2 separate regions of the Homo sapiens genome follow, and region 1 is linked to region 2. The links are chromatin contacts, found by Hi-C or POLR2A ChIA-PET in ENCODE. All regions are on one chromosome and are shown on one strand. Each heading gives the region's core, a stretch centred on a gene start or an enhancer-like site at or near the end of the contact. The rest is flanking DNA. Distances are from core to core; before and after follow the strand shown.

Region 1 (3,420 bases), core at 603-3,102, 58 kb after region 2:
AAGGCCATTTAAAATGATGCTGTCATGATTTTTTCTATCGCATAGGAAAATATTTTTGATCCAAAGTTAAATGTCAAAAAGTAGGGTTCAAAATGATAGATGTAATATGACCCAAAGAGAGCGAAGAAGAGAAAAGAAAGCAATAGGAAAAATGCTAAAAAAAAATAATACCACATTACAGGGATTTTCTCTGAATGAGAAATATTGCTTTAAGCTTTTCTAAATTTTTAAATGTAGTGTAATTTTCTTCCAAATTAATTTTTTTTCTCATTATCATATTCCTCCTATACTTTGAAAAAAAATTTTAAATAAAGAAAATTTGCCGGAAAGTTGACATTTTAAAACTTTAAAACTTCCAAAGGTAGTTTCTAACAGGCAGCTATTATGTTAAATACCCAACAAAAGTTGCCACAAATTGCTATCTTGAAAAAAAAAAAAGACTAAAATGATGACCTCTGATTTATTTCCATGCTCCAAGTCAAACCTTGCCCACACGTGCCGTGTGGGGTTCTGGGGAGTGCGTCTGGCCGTGGTACAGGAGGCCCCAGCACAGGTGCCATCTGATGCCAGCCCAATTACCGCTTCTGAGTGTTGCAAACTACAGAAACTACACTTCGCTGTTTTCCTCCACCTCAAAATATGTACACACTAAACATTATTATGCAGCTATTTCCTACCGGAAACTCAGATCAGAATCAAATTTTAGCAGAAACTACTTTCAATACCAGATTTGGGTGTGTCCATCCCGGCAGTTCTGCACCTAGCACGGGAGTAAGAGTCACCCACGTGGGTGGAGGTTTATCCACTCGTCTAAAACATTCCCACTGGAATCGATCACAAATAGAAGAGGGTTTTTCGTAGCTGGAATTTGGTGAAGCAGGCTAGGGCACCCACATCTTTCCTTCAATTGGAATGAAAAAACTTGTGTGCATTTTCGAAGATCTTTGAGGTTAAAATGAGTTGATTTCATCTTAAGAAGCCAATGTCACCCAAAAGAAAATGAACAGTGTTTACGGTTAAAACCATCAGAACAAGATCACGTCTTGTGCAGGAACATGGATGAAGCTGGAGGCCATTATCGTTAGCAAATGAATGCAAGAACAGAAAGTCAAGTGCTGCATGTTCTCACTTGTAAGTGGGAGTGAAACGATGAGAACTCCTGAACACAAAGAGGGAAACAACCGGCACTAAGGTCTGCTTGATGGGGGAGGGTGGGAGGAGGGGGAGGCGCAGAAGGGTGGGAGGAGGGGGAGGCGCAGAAGGGTGGGAGGAGGGGGAGGCGCAGAAGGGTGGGAGGAGGGGGAGGCGCAGAAGGGTGGGAGGAGGGGGAGGCGCAGAAGGGTGGGAGGAGGGGGAGGCGCAGAAGGGTGGGAGGAGGGGGAGGCGCAGAAGGGTGGGAGGAGGGGGAGGCGCAGAAGGGTGGGAGGAGGGGGAGGCGCAGAAGGGTGGGAGGAGGGGGAGGAGCAGAAAAGATAACTATTGGGTACTGGGCTTAATACCTGGGTGATGAAATAATCTGTACAACAAACTCCTGTGACATGAGTTTACCTATGTAACAAACCTACACATGTACCCCTGAACCTAAACTAAAAGGTAAAAACCCAACCAACCAACCAACCAACCAACCAACCTAACAACCAAACAAACAAACAAAAAAAACACCATCATCCCCATCACCCACATTCTCCTAAGCTTTGTTCAGGAGTTTCACGAAAGTTAAGAGAGAAAGTTTCTAGATTTAGTTTCCCCAAACCTTTTAGGAGACACAGTACAGAGCTTTCTGCCCTTTGCTGAAATACAGGCAGAGGAGGTGTTTTTGGCAAATGGACAACCCTTCACAAAGGGTTTCTTGTGGAGCCGTGAGGCTTTATGCAAGTACACTGTGTGGTACGGAGAGGGTGGCAGCTCATCTTGTGTCATTTTTCCAGTCTGCGTTAAGTTCGTCTTTTCCTGTTTAGTGGTTCCATGGCCTGAGTGAGAGGTGGGAGGTGGATCTATATTTTCTCTTTTCCCTTGTACTCTGCCCGTTCCACAACAAGGATGACATTTGTCTTCTCCTTTATGGATGCAAATAATTCTTTGTCGCAGACAGGTGGATGACTGTTTTGTTCAAATCTTCATGTTTTTAAATAAAATAAGTGTATTGATCATGCCTCTATTTTCTGTATTTCTGATGCCTTGACATCTGAGGCCTTTCTGACCCTGAAGGGCCTGCCCTTCTTGGGGTTAGCCAATTCCTAGGAAGAGCAAATAACTCCCCTGTGTGTGTACTTTTTATATGGAACCAACCGATCCAGAGCCCTTTCCCCAACCATCTCCATAATCTCTCCCATTCAGGGCCACCTCCCCTGCCCTAATCACCCCAGGTCCAGATAACAACTAGGTGCCACGTCCATGCCCCAGAGCCTGCTGAAATTATTCACACTAGCAGATCCTAAGCCTGCTCACCCTGGTTCCCCCATTCCTTCCACGGAAGCCACAATAGAGGCTGTGGCCGTGCTTACTCTTCACTCCATTTGCCTCCTGACTCCCCATGTGGGCTCCCATGGTGTGACATGCCCCTCCTCCTGGGAACTGTGAGTGACAAACCATCTTTCCAATGGCAGTCATCTTCTGACCTGTGCCTCACCATACCTGGATAATGGTAAAACCTACATGTTAAAACTAGCCTATTAGAGTGGCTGGTATAGTTCCCAGTCAGTAACAGGTGCCAAGTAAATGGTACTTATATCTTTCCTCCAACAGTGTATGTAGGAGTACTGGTGACATTTCCCTTCTCTCCCCAAGCCCCACCCCTTGCATGAATTTTTTAAAATTGCATTCTCCAAGCTCTGTGACTCTGCCTTCTGTGCCCAAGTTCACCATACGAAGTAGGAAGGATGCAGCCTCCTTCTCAAAACACTAATTTTCCCAACTGCAAAGGTACCAAAAGCTGTTTTCATCCTCCAAAAGTCCTCCTCGAAGGTTTAAAACCCTGGGACTGGCCAGATAGCCCTGAGTTGTCTTCATCATAAATTAAGACCTAATAAGATTTGGATGGCATCAAACTATCACTCACGTGATTCAGAAAAAGGGACTCAGAGAGAAGAGCACTTGGGGAGAATGAGAGGCCAGGAGAGGAGAGGATTTTGCAATGGTGGCTTGGAACTGGCCAGGTATCCTTGGTTTAAAAGTTGGTTTCATGCGCGTCCGTGTGAAGAGACCACCAAACAGGCTTTGTGTGAGCAACATGGCTGTTTATTTCACCTGGGTGCAGGTGGGCTGAGTCCGAAAAGAGAGTCAGTGAAGGGAGATGGGGGTGGGGCCGTTTTATAGGATTTGGGTAGGTAAAGGAAAATTACAGTCAAAGGGGGTTTGTTCTCTGGCGGGCAGGAGTGGGGGTTGCAAGGTGCTCAGTGGGGGTGCTTTTTGAGCCAGGAT
Region 2 (3,417 bases), core at 184-2,683:
TGATTGATCTGTTTGCTCAATCATTAGGTCCATTAATAATTATCACATGTTCAGCTAATGTGACCTGAGAAGTGGGGAAGGGAGGTGCACGGCACCACCATCTTCTCCCTTTGGCAGGCGGCAGTCTCCCAACTATAGAAAACTCACACCAGAGTAAGAGAACCCATCTCCAAAGGTGTCCAACAGAAGTGTTGGACAATGGCTGTACATACGCACACTAACTGGAAAAGAAAGCGAGCCAGGAGAGGCACCGAGTCACACAAGCATGGATCTTGTCTCAATGCTCCAGCGAGGCAGATGCTGGCTCCAGGGGGAGTGGGTGGCTGGCAACTTCCCTAGGGCTTTCTGCATTTTATTGATGAGCAGTGAGAGGCATGAAGGCTAAGCAGCTTTCCCTGGGTCATACAGTGAAGAAGTAGCAGAGCTAGTGTCCCTAACCACCGGGCAATGCTGCCACCTGCCCTATGTTGCAGGTGAGGGGCTTAATGAAGGGGGCAACATGGTGAACTCACTGGTTCATTTCTAATCCTTTTTGCAGCTGTCTTAGCCAGTTGCAGGCTGCAGGCTTACCTCTGTAGAGTGACAGACCAAGTCCACCCTGGGTACCACCATTGCCACACTATCCTGGAACCTCCCCTGAAGGACTGGAAACACAGGGCCATGTCTTGAGACCTAGATAGGAGAAGCACAGCTCTCGTCTAGCAGCTTAGGAGTCACGGGAGGGAGCAGCACCTTGCAGTTCTTGTCGCTGCACCCTAGAGGGGAAGAGGGAAATCTTGTCATTGTCAGCTTGTCCTTCCAGACAAAAGTCACCCCATTAAATTTCCATATCCTACATAGTTAGTAAAGAACATTTACACCTGTATTCCCAGCTACACAGGAGGCTGAGGCAGGGGGCATCGCTTGACCCCAGGAGTTTGAGGCTGCAGTGAGTTATAATTGTACCACTGCACTCCAGCCTGGGCGACAGAGAGAGACCGTGCCTCAAAAAAAAAAAAAAAAAAAAAAAGGAACATCCACAACACTGAACTGACCACCTGTTGAGCTGTAAACTCTAAAATAGCAGAAAGCATTGACTCCACCATGCTTGGCTCACAATATCTCTCATATACTAGGAAAATGAGGCTGAGAGTTAAGGAAATTGGTCAAGGTTGCAGGCAGTGAGTGACAGCTGGGATTCATGAAGACTGTCTTTAAGTGTCACCGCCAACCACTCAGTTATTTTTGTCTCTCAGTATTAATTAATATACTTGAGAATGAATTTATGAAGCTCCCAGAAATGTCAGCTCACAGGCAGAATTCCAGGGCGATGATGCAGAGGCTAAGAACAGAGGAGTCATGTTACCCATTGGCTCTGATTCTTCACCCTACCTGCCCACACCCTTTGCCCAGTGACTTTGCAGTTCCTCCCCTGTGGGGGAAGTGAATTTCCTCCCTCCGTCTCCTTGACTCTGGGTGGGCTGTGTGACTTTTCCTTGCTCAATAGAATGAGAAGGAGGTGGCGCACCGGCTACAAGGCTAGACCGGGGGCTCGCATATCTCCACTTGCAGCTGCCACTGCCATTAGAAGAACTTGCTCAGCCAGCTCCTGGGCCCCAGGAAAAGGACAAGTGTCACCCAGAACAGAGCCACCTCCAGCTGCACTCAGCTCCAGAAGCTGGCCCAGCCGGTCCAGTACACGTGAGAATAAATTGTTGTTGCTTTTACCCATTAGGTTTTGGGGTGATTTGTGATGTTGCATTGTTGCAGCAATAACAAATAAATATAAACAGTGTTTGAGCTGTGGGCTCCAATGGACTTTTGTCACTTATTAGCTCTGGCCATTATTTCAACTTTCTAAATCACAATATCTGTCACAAAGACAGCAAAATAAAAATACCTAAAGTAATATTTTAGAAGGTGCATGCATTTCTGTGTGCTAATTAAATGAGATAATGCTGGTAAGGGCGTTCTGCAGCACCTGGCGCCAGTTGTATTACATTAGCCCTTGTGTGGTGGCCCTGTGCCTGGGAAGGGATTCTGCAGGCAGAGGCCTCTGCATCGGGTGCTGACCACAGCCCTGTGCCCACCAGCTGGTTCCGTAGTTTTCAGATTTTACAGGTTAAACGTGCTGAAAGCAGCACGGGCATACTTGTTCAGCTGAATTAGCTTCCACATGCTGAACATGCCCAGCCTGAGAGAATGATCTGGGCTGTGTGTGTGTGCATGGTCACGTGTGCACAGCAATGTGAGTGTTTATTCTTACTGGAATGTGAGCAAAGATGGGGAATATTTCTGCTTCTTGAAAATTCTGCATAAAACCTTCATCTGTGTTTCTGTTATTGCATAAAGTTGGGCACTCCATTTCTTGGAGTCAACGTTTAAAAGAAAAGACTAATAGCAGGAAATGCTGGTCTGTCTTCCTCCAGCTTTTAAATAATGTCCTCTACGTGCCGGTGTGGAAGTAGCCCGGATGCAATTGAATGAACAACAGACGGTGCTTTCCAGGACGGCGCTGTGCTTTCCAGGATGGTGCTGTGCTTTCATTCATTTGGGTAGCTCCTCTGTGAGCCTCCCAGCGCCGACTGCAGAGCCCCCACTCTCCAGCCTGCAAGACCCCGAAATTCAAGCCACACAAAGAAAGGAGGAGGGGGCCGTTGGCATTTACTGAACCTTATAAAACTGTCAGCAAAACAGCCCTTAGGCTTGGACTCCCTGCTAGCCGGGTTTTACGGTGCTGAAGTCAGCATCTTGATTCAGCTGCATAAATAATCTCCTGCAGTCCTGCAAGGCCTGGGGTAGGAGAGGGTATGGGGACCAGGGCACTCTGTAAGGGCTGGGATAGGAACCCCAGGGAATAAGACAGACCAACTGCGGGACTTCAGACTCCACTGCAGCCGGGATCGGGTTGTTGTTAATTTCTTAAGCAATTTCTAAATTCTGTATTGACTCTCTCATGCATGTAACTGATCCTTAGATATTGTCAGCCAAATGACTAAAGGATTTAGAAATCTGATTGACTTTTGGAAATCTGATTGACTGGCACACTCTCTCTGCCTCTTTCTTTCTCAACATTTTATTTCTAACTATAGTTTCTTCTGTTTTTTTTAGTTACCCTAAGCAGATCAGACATCTCACTTTCAAAAAATACCTTTCAAAACATACCTTTAAAAAATGACTTGCAAAAAAATACCTCACCTCCTCTTATTTTGGCAGTAGTGAGAGTAGTAGCCCCAATGCCAACCAGCATCTCGTCCCTGCCTCTACACCGTGCCCTGGCTGGGAAAAGTTCCATCCCACACATGAGCTGTGGGGTCTGGGCCAGGAGGAGCCATTGCTCTCGCTTATGAAGAAGATAGAGCTGGATCAGTGAATGGTACCAGAGGCACACACCTCAGACCCCGCTCCAGTTCAGGTTCTGTTGCTCAGATCTATCAT

Evidence for each region. Hi-C counts contacts between places; a loop is a spot of excess contacts on that map. ChIA-PET counts read pairs that join two places held with the same protein, here RNA polymerase II (POLR2A). Pooled maps may share reads with other maps.
Region 1: POLR2A ChIA-PET joins it to region 2 with 13 read pairs in MCF 10A. The contact joins the enhancer-like site here to the promoter of LINP1 in region 2. A Hi-C loop is called at or near these places in 4 of 168 maps with a recorded cell type or tissue (A673, astrocyte of the cerebellum, endothelial cell of umbilical vein and 1 more) and 2 of 50 pooled maps. POLR2A ChIA-PET finds 5 or more read pairs at or near these places in 4 of 52 experiments (GM10248, MCF 10A, SK-N-SH and 1 more).

What each region holds. Positions count from the first base shown.
Region 1 is chr10:6,793,904-6,797,323 of GRCh38, forward strand. The region is part of intron 2 of LINC00707 (long intergenic non-protein coding RNA 707); the gene reads left to right. Among named protein-coding and RNA genes, the nearest start is that of LINC00707, 16 kb to the left of the region's middle. RefSeq lists enhancers at 29-986, 987-1,943, 2,901-3,420. Within about 2 kb of position 1,853, at least 2 of the 41 ENCODE cell types and tissues checked have a DNase peak (open chromatin) inside an H3K27ac peak, as active enhancers do.
Region 2 is chr10:6,735,949-6,739,365 of GRCh38, forward strand. LINP1 (lncRNA in non-homologous end joining pathway 1) reads left to right here and starts at 1,434. Exons shown (of 2, transcript NR_138480.1): 1 at 1,434-1,680; 2 at 2,409-2,991. RefSeq lists enhancers at 821-2,020, 2,067-2,612, 2,613-3,156.